2 separate regions of the Mus musculus genome follow, and region 2 is linked to region 1. Evidence: chromatin contacts called from ENCODE POLR2A ChIA-PET data. All regions are on one chromosome and are shown on one strand. Each heading gives the region's core, a stretch centred on a gene start or an enhancer-like site at or near the end of the contact. The rest is flanking DNA. Distances are from core to core; before and after follow the strand shown.

Region 1 (4,639 bases), core at 1,554-4,053:
TGCAACTACTTAAAGAGTGAGTGGAAGACAATACAGACCATCTGGGCCCCAACTCAAGCTCCAATCAAAGCAAATTTACATTTCACCTCAACTTCTCTTTTTCAAAGAACCATTTGAAACTAACCCAAGTCTGAAAGGGAAGGACGGCCACTTCACAACCAGTTTTCCCCCACAGTCACACCTCTCAAATTTCCCTAATAACTCCAGCTAAAGGTACTTACTTGCACACACACTGTGCCAAGAGCGAAGGGTTCAGGTATTATCTCATTCAATTTTCTCCAAAGCCCCAGAAAGTTGCTAGCATTGGGATAACTACTTGCAAAGTGAGAAAACCCAAATGTAAAGACAAAGCCATTCGCTCAAGGTTAAACTCCTGTTTAAGAGCTCACAGGGTCTGCTAATGCTTCACTCTTCTTTCCTGGCCAGGCCTCATTTTCTTTCCATGTAAAACAGGTAATACTGTTGTTCAAGATGCCTGCCAACACCGTCAGGCCAGTATTAAGAAAACATTCTATGACCTATACAAGTTAATAAACAGTATCAGAGCTTACTTGACACTCTAAAGCCAAGAGAGCAGTAAAGTACGAGACCAGGAGAGACACTGAGCATCCCCTCCTGTGCACAGTAAAGGCAGACTTCTCCACGTTGTCACATATTATGAAAAATGTTTTCCTCCAATAAAAAAAGGATGTAATCCTTAGAGCTTTGAAGCTTCACTGTGCAACCTGGAAAGTCACTGCATGGCTCTTTGCCCTTCCTGGGGGGCTAGCACATGACTTTGTACATGATAAGCACGCAACCTACATTAATTGAATGATACAAATTCCTTTTGAGGTTTTTCAAGTCTCAAAGCAAAAACCTTTAAGTGTTATTCCAAAGCCAAAAACCCAGGAGAAGACAAAGCCATGCTGGTTTCCTACTACAAGTAAGAGATGAGCTTTGCTGTAAGAGCACATCAAGCCTTCGCAGAGGTGGTCTGGGTACCAAGATTATCTGTCAAGTAAAGACAAACTAAGATGGGCCACTAAAGGGCTTCTGTAAACTTAGAAAACAAGTATAAAACTACTCAGGCTGTTCTTGGGTCAAAAACAGGATTGTCAAAATTTTCCCAATGAAATTTTATTTTAAGGCAACATGAGGATTTTGCTTTGTGTGTGGAGATAACACTCCAACAAAATAACTTTTGTGTTACAACACTAAAGAACTATTAAGTAAGATCCAAATGTTTCTGAGCCAAGGTGAAAAACTTTGGCAAAGGTTCCCCCAAAAATGTGTAATGTGGTAATTTAGTGAAAAGTTTTGTTTTTCACTAGACATCCCTTCAAACCTTAACTTGGGAATGAATTTTGTTGCTATGTGCAGACATCAATACAAGCAAATTGAGGTAAAACAATGGTTTTTCTTAGTTGTCAGCACCTGCAATCCCAGCACTGAAGAAGCTGAAGAGGAAGGATCCCAGGTTCGAGGCCAGCCACAGTAAATTCAAGAGCAGCCTAGGCAACAAGGTGAAACCATTTATCTAAAAACAACAAAATGATCTTGTGAGGGCTTAGGGAAGCTTCGCACGGACTCCTGACTCTGAAGTGGAAGCTTGCTTTTTTACTTATGTTGTTGTTTTGAGGAAGCCTGCCTGCAATCCTAATTCAGTTGGTATCTCAGGTGTACACCACCATCTGACACCCAACAGAAATATAAAAATGCCCTAGGTGTACTGAAAAGAAACTATACGACAAAACTGTATTTCGCTTTACAAGTACACTATCTTCTTTAGAGAAGACTATACAAAGGGTCTCTTAACTAAATCTTCACACGCAGTAAAGCCATCCTTGTAGATAAGATTCTAGATTCTATTACCTAAGAAATAGGACGCCAAAGTGTTCAAGCATCATAATCAAGAAATGTTTGCCAGGTTTTCACTTTCAGGTTAAAAAACAAAACTGCTGTCACCTCAACAACGGGACCAGACAAACCTTGCCACCATTACAAAACCCAAGCGCCAAAGGTGCAGAATATGAAGCTCATCGCTCTACTGGGCCAGAATTGAGTGTCCAAGGAGGAGGGAAAACAAAAAACAAAAATAATATCAAAACCGGGAATGCAACGCGGGTCTCCTCCGCGGATCGAAGCGGGGAGACGCGCGGTAGGCCCTTCCGGTCCGAGTTGCCGTCACCGATAGGCCGGGCGATGGGCCGAGCTTCCACCCGAGCCCGAGGATTCTCGGCCTACACGAGCCGGCGCCCTGACGCCGGCGTCGGCCTTTGCGGCGCCTCGGACTATGCACCGTGGTTTGCAACAGAAGCCCGGGACGCCACCGAGTGTCCTGGAGGAGCTGCGCGGAACGCCGAACCTAAGCAGGCCGACCGAGGACGCGGCAACGGCAGAGGAGGCCGTGGCCGCCCCTCCCCCACCGGGCCGCCCGCCCCAACCGCCGCGGCGACGCGAGCAGCCTTCTCCGCGCCAGGCCCAACCGCCGGGCCAGCCGAGGCCAAGCGAGGCGGCCTCCAGGAGCTCCGCCCGGCCTGCCCTCCACCACGACCGCGAGAAGCCGCCCGGGGCCCGTTACTCCGCGCGCCGCCACCGGTCAGGACGCGCCGCCCTCGGGCTGGAGCGACCAACGACAGCGGGAGACCGCGGAGCAGAGACTTACTCAGGGGTCGGGTGCTCGGGATCGTAGAAATCCCCCATCTTCGGTGGCGGCTGCTGCGACGGCAGCGGCTTCATGAGGAGCGGCTGGAGGCGGCGACGCTAGCCCCCTCCCCGCGGCAGGCCGATGCGGGGGAGGGGACCGGAGGGGAGGCGGCCGCTGGTCCGATCGCGGCGGCGGCAGGGGCGGCCGGCGTCGCTGGCTGGCTGGCTGGCCCGCCCGCCCGCTCTCTCGCTCTCTCGCTCGCTCCCTCCCTCCCTCCCTCCCTCCAGCAACCGCCCGCCCGCCGCTCTCACCCTCACACACTCACTCCCGAAGCGACGCGCACCCCGCCCGCCCTGCAGCCTTGCAGGCCCAGCCCCTTAAAGAGACACGCACAGGGCAGCCCACCGGCCGCCAGTCGGCGCGCCAGCACCACCGACCCTGGCAGGGGCGGGGTACAACCCGCCGGCCAGGCCAGGCCTAGCCTGCGGCCTCCCGGAACAATAAGTCCCGGGGCCGAGTGTTGGAGGCGGGTCCCGGAGCTGGAGGGGAGCCACCGCTGCCCCTCCCTGGACAGCGTCCGTCCCGGGAACAGCCCAAGGCCGTCAGGACACCCGCCTTCATCCTTCGAAGCCCTGGGAGAGCCTGGCCTCCGGGCACTGAGGTAGCGCAGCTGCCGCCCTCGCCCGCTTGCTCCTTTATTCGGTCTCTCTCGCCCCTTCAACTGGCTCTCGGCCGCGCACCGAAAACCAAGCTAAGCAGGGGCTGCTTCTCAGCCTGGGCTTCTCGGACACGCCCTCCGCCCGCCAGCCTCCCGCAGCCCCCACCACCGTGTTCCCACCGAAACCACCTCACCGCGGTATTCTGCCCTCGCCCTAAAAGTCAGAGAGGCTATGTTTGTTAGACCTGGGGGGGGGGGGTGGTCCTGAGGAAAAGGTTATTAATTAGTCTTACTAAAAAAAAAAAAAAAAGTTAGATTAAACTAGAAACTTTTTATTTCTGGATTAGCAGGATTTCGTGAAACTATTAGCTAATTTACACCTCGCTGAATTTATAGCAGTTGCTTATCATGAAAGTGGCAGATTAGATAGTTGAGATCTTTTGTGGAATTTTCTTTGATTAGCCACTAATTTTTTAATTGGAATCACCAATAAATTGAAATGTGATCTAACAGAATCCTTCACTAGCTAACTTGGCCGTATTGTTTAGACAAACATCTTCTGTAGTTAAGACTTACCCTGAACACTTGAATGCTTCATCCTGCCTACAACCTCTTGGGTGCTGGGATTCTAGGTTTTTTGTTTTGTTTTTCAAGACAGGGTTTTTCCTGTGGCCTAGAACTCAAATCCATCTGCCTCTGCCTCCCATGTGCTGGGGTTAAAGGCGTGTGCCACCACTGCCCAGCCTAAAATGTATTTTTAAAATTGTTTTTATAGGAATGGTATGTGTTGAGCCACACACATGCGCACGTGGAGATCAGAGGATAACAGTGAGTCCATTTTTGTCTCCCATGTGGGTCCTGTAACTTACATCATAAGGCTAGGCAGAAAGTGCCTTTACTCACTGAGCCATCTACCATGCATTTACATTTTTTTTCACTTGTATGTAGGCTAGCAGAATTTTTTTATCATTTTGTTTAGAGGTTAATCTGGATTTTTTTTTTCCTGGTAACTTTTACTCATATCATGGAAGTTCAAGGTCCACCAAAAACAAAACAAAACCCGCTCTAGGTTTCAGTCTCCCACGACCATTTTGTTTTGCATTCATTGGTGAGCTTTCCTTTGTGGCTGAAACTTGCTATGTGCTATACTGACCTCAAACTCAAAATCCTTACCCCAGCTTCCCTGATGCCTGGATTACAGGTGCCAGACACCACAACCTGCTGAAGATGAAAGTTTTGTTGTGAACAGATTCTCTCACTGCTGTGAGGATAAAAGGAGGGACTTGTGAAACCCCGAACTTCCTCTTTTTGATTCTTTTTGAGACAGGGTTTTGTGTATCCCATCTGGCCTT
Region 2 (4,639 bases), core at 1,293-3,792, 120 kb before region 1:
GCACTGGCCGCCATACCCGCAGCTCTCACTCCACCGTGCCTCACCTTGCGCCCGGTTTTCTCCCGGAGGGCCTTCAGCCGTTCTTTCCGCCGCAGCGCCTCTTCCTCTAGGCGGCCCACACCGGCAGGAGCAGCCGCCATCTTTTCGGAGGCCCCCACCTCCTTTTCACTTCTGCCTCGCGCAGGCTCAGTGAGCAGGAGAATGTCTTACGGCCAATCCAAGGGAGACAATGGAGAGCCGGAAGCCCTGAGAACCAATCAATGCTGAGTTGATACAAAAGTCCACGCCCCTTGATCTGGAGCACCTGTACAGCGAGTGAGCCGGCTGGGTTGTGGGCAAAGGCGTTAAGATTCGATTTGTCCGACACTTAATTTGTGAGAAAGCAAATAGAATCAGACCTGAGAGGAAGAGAATAGAGAGAGTCGATTGCTCTGGTTTTGCCTAACCACCACCCACCTCTCCTAACTGCCCTCTTGGAATATTTAGCCATCCTTATCCACTTGTGCCAATTCTTCAAGAGCGAATGCCTTGAGAAACATTCCCTGAGCCGGGTGAGGTGGTGCACGTTTGTAATTCCAGCACTTCAGAGGCTGAGGCATCAAAATTATGGGGTCGGGTTCAGTCTGGGCTACGTAAGATAACCTTGTCTTAACGCACCACTACCAGACAAACACCCAGAAACCTTCCTTGGCCACTCTCATTCCCAACTCACTCTGAGGTCAGCCTCTCCCTTCTCTACAGAGTGCCAGTGGCAGCTTGCACTCACTCGCCTGATGAGTTGTTGCGCATAAGCCTTGCTATCCACTCTCTGGCTCCAGAACTGCTGAGTTCGAGGCCTGGCTACATGGCCTTTTCCTTTGAACTCAAGAATGATCTCGCATCTCTTTCGGGAGCTGCAGCATAATCAGAGTCAGGCTACCTTACCTGCTTAAAAGCAAATAGCAGCCGGGCGTGGTGGCGCACGCCTTTAATCCTGGCACTTGGGAGGCAGAGGCAGGCAGATTTCTGAGTTCGAGGCCAGCCTGGTCTACAAAGTGAGTTCCAGGATAGCCAGGGCTATACAGGGAAACCCTGTCTCGAAAAACAAACAAACAACAACAAAAAAAAGAGCAAACAGCAACCAGGGCCGAATAAGTGCCACTGAATTACTCTCTCCTCCCAGTATAAAAAGAGGTTGACGGAGCCGGGCGTGGTGGCGCACGACTTTAATCCCGGCACTTGAGAGGCAGAGGCAGGTGGATGGATTTCTGAGTTGGAGTCCAGCCTGGTTTCCAAAGCGAATTCCAGGATAGTCAGGACTACATGGAGAAATCTTGTCTCACAAAACAAAAGGAGAAGAAGGAGTTTGACTGCGGCAGATGGTCACAGATGCGTTTGCTTCTTTTCTTCTCCTCCTCCTCTTCCAGGAGATGGCAAGCCCATGAGCAACGTGGCTCCCTGTCTGGGGCTTCTGTTATAAAGCTGGCCCAAAGGAGAATGATCTTCCCTAACAGCTCCCTTCAAATGTCACCGTTTCCTAAGCTCGGTGTTATCCTGGGTTAACCTGGTTCTGTCTGGGACCTTCCCTTACAGTAGGAGACGGGGTGGCTGCCAGCCCCTGGCATAGAGGGTATCTGTGCTCAGGAAAGGTAAGCTCATACTAAGATGCATAGGGCGCTTCATACTGATCGATCCCTAGGACCAATAGGAGCCATCTGGACCTAGCAAACTTTCCCCTACCCCTAACAAAGAAGCTGGTTCCCACCCAACACCAGGGGCTCCCTCACTTCACAGTCCAGTCACAAGGAAAGGACAGACAGGGTGTTGGTGACAGTGGCCCAGAAATGACTCAGCCAGGCCTAGATCCCTTGTTCCTGCTGTCCCTGCAATTCTCATTTGGCTTGTCTGAGCCTCAGTTTCTTCATTCATTAAAGCCGGCATGAGGCACCCACCTCCTTCAGGCCAAAGGAACAAAAAATGACTGACAAGTGCCGGGCCCTGGGAGGAGGGGCTCCCAGCAATGGAGCACCTGGGCAGGATTCCTAGAGGGAGTGGGCTACTGTATGTATCCTAAACTTGGTAAGGACGCCGCTCCTCTGCAGGTAGGTTTGTCCTGCAGTCGACTGATGATTCCTTCCATCCAGCTCAACACTAGGCGAAACTAAAAGGTAGCACTTGTCTTCCATAAAGCTCTTAAAACAGAACCTTGCACGTAGTTAGTGCCACAAGTGTTCGTCATGGGCGAGGTTATTATTAGTATTGTTGAAGGACCCTAGTCATCTCCACGCGAACCACAGTCCTTTCATTGAACAGCGATAATTCCAAGCCCGATAGGTTCTGTACTCGGGTTAAAGCCTTTACGGGCCCCTCACTGGGGAGGATGGAAATAATCCTGCCAGTGGCTCTGAATGGACTCCGCCTGCGAGAGGCGGAGCTCCATGCGACCTCCCGGGCCGCCCTGACCCCAGGCTCCTCCTCCAGCCTGACTTCCCCGCCCTTTGGACAGTCCTAGGAGAGGCGGGGCGGTGGCCGCTGCCACAGACAACCAAGTGTAGGAAGCCAGGCGGTGGCCGGCCGGGAGGAGGAGGAGGGGCGTGTAGACTTTGGTGGCTAAGTGCGACAGGGTCAGGAGCCGCGGACTTCCCCCAGCAGTGTAGCGCCGCTCCGCCCCGGAGTGACGCCCTCCCGCCCATGGGCCTGGCCCGGGGCAACCGGCGGGCGGCGCGGAGGAGGCGGCGACAGGTGGCGCGCAGCAGGGCCAGAGCCCGGTCAGGCCATGGCCGCCTCGGAGCGGCTCTACGAGTTGTGGCTGCTCTACTACGCGCAGGTGAGCCCGTCTCGCCCCTGGTCCGCGGGGTCCCCAGATCCGCGCACGCAGTGTCTGCTGCACCTGCGTCCGGCTCCCCCGGGGCCGCAGATCGGCGCGCGCACGCGGGACTTCAGCTCCGCGCACACGTGCGTGCCCCTGGCTGCCGGGCTACCTCGGGCATTTGTGCCAGGGGACAGTGTTCGCCGGTGAGCGCTGTATTGCAAGTCCTCAGCGAGACCGCGCAGCCTCAGTTGCCCTGGCCAGTCAGTTCTCACCCTTTTCACAACTGGGTAAACTGAGACCTGGAAAGAGAGGGACTCAGTTTGCTGGTTGGTTGCTTCGCCTGAGAGGCGCATTCGCGATAGGTGGTCATGGTGGCTAGAATGTCATGTAGGCTGGGGGATCCGGCAGGTGCCGCTTCTGACAAGTACATCAGACGTTCGTCACTTCAGACTCCTTCAGAGTTCTTAGTGATGAGCTCTTACTGTACTTGAAGCAACTTTAGCCTACCTCCATTCTGCAATGGGCCAGGGAGGATGGTGAGGTCAGGAGGGATGGCTGAAAGGGACCCTCGTTTCAGGCTGACTCCGCTGGTATCAGAAGGGGAGCGAAGGGGCTGTGATGCCTCTGACTCAAACTCTAGAAGCCTCACTTTCCCTTTTGCACTGGAAGCAGGGAGTGATCCCGGGGTTATGCCTCCCTCCTTGCACCTGCTTGGCACTAGGTGCCTAGCTCAGGTGTGCCCTGGACACAATGGTCCATTGTGTGTCCATGAACAGCTTGTCACTGGGAGAGCAGGGATATGGGGAGAGTTCATGCTCTACCCTGGCCCTCTGAAGAGGCTGCCTGATGGTTTGTCTAAGTCTGAAGGGCCACAGCTTCTTTGGTCTTCTTGGGCCGGTGGCATGTAGTAGAGTCCCACTTAGGGTAACCAAGTCCGAGCTCATTGCACCTTTAAGCCTTTACTTCCCGGCTGTAGAATCAACGCAGTTTTACCCTCAGGCCACCTGGACTTTGTAGAGAGGGAGCCACTATGGCTGGTGTAGGTCAGAAAAGCCTGCCTCTCCTCCATTCAGCCCCTGTATCTCCATCTTCAAGGGAGATCACCATGTGAAGAGAACTTAAACCAGGTGATGAATCTGCAGAGATGTCACCGCTGGGTTTTCAGGCTGGGTGGTAGGCTGCTGGAGATGTTCTGGTCCAGCTTCCTGGGACTGTACCCTTTCATAGTGGCTGGGCTGTTTGGTTTTGAGCTGTTGGCCACTTCTGTCTGCTGTGCTCCCACCGCCTCCCAGAAGGCTTAGGTATGGAGCTCAAGCTGGCTGGTTGTAGAAGTGGAAGCCTAGACAGGCAGGGGGCAGCCTGGGACCAAGCCAACAAATAAATCCAGGATGTGAGAGCAAACTCAGGAGTCGGGTGGGGCCGGGCTGCCTGGGGAGAGGAAGCCAGGCAGCCACCCAGTGCAGCCTTCCTGCCTGCTCCAAAAACACCGTCCCACTTCTCGGTGCTGGGTTCCCAAGGAAAGATAGTGCTGCTAGGGACCCGCCGTGTGTGTCACGGGGTGTGTAAGGCAAGGGCGGATCTGACAGGTGTTGCGAGACCCTTCGCCCCAGCATGATGGCACATGCCTGTAATGCCAGCATGAGAGAGGTTGAGGCAGGAGGATTGCCAAATGTCTGAGGCCAATCTGGGCAACAGTCTTTTGAGACTTGTCTCAAAAAGAAAAAAGAGACCCTTTTTTGTCAGTCCACAGCCAACCAGCCAGCAGCGCAGGTGGCCCCTCCCTTCAGCGGCAGAAGCTACCATCTGCTGGCAAACCTGTTTCCCCAGTTGTGGGTCTGGGTGAGGACA

Evidence for each region. ChIA-PET counts read pairs that join two places held with the same protein, here RNA polymerase II (POLR2A).
Region 2: POLR2A ChIA-PET joins it to region 1 with 14 read pairs in Patski. The contact joins the promoter of Nbeal2 here to the promoter of Setd2 in region 1. POLR2A ChIA-PET finds 5 or more read pairs at or near these places in 2 of 5 experiments (Patski and embryonic stem cell).

The regions. Positions count from the first base shown.
Region 1 is chr9:110,530,761-110,535,399 of GRCm38, reverse strand. It overlaps Setd2 (SET domain containing 2), which reads right to left and starts at 2,803. Exons shown (of 21, transcript NM_001081340.2): 1 at 2,648-2,803. The coding sequence starts at 2,721.
Region 2 is chr9:110,652,064-110,656,702 of GRCm38, reverse strand. Nbeal2 (neurobeachin-like 2) reads left to right here and starts at 2,542. Exons shown (of 54, transcript NM_183276.2): 1 at 2,542-2,806. The coding sequence starts at 2,756. It overlaps Ccdc12 (coiled-coil domain containing 12), which reads right to left and starts at 200. Exons shown (of 7, transcript NM_028312.3): 1 at 45-200. The coding sequence starts at 140.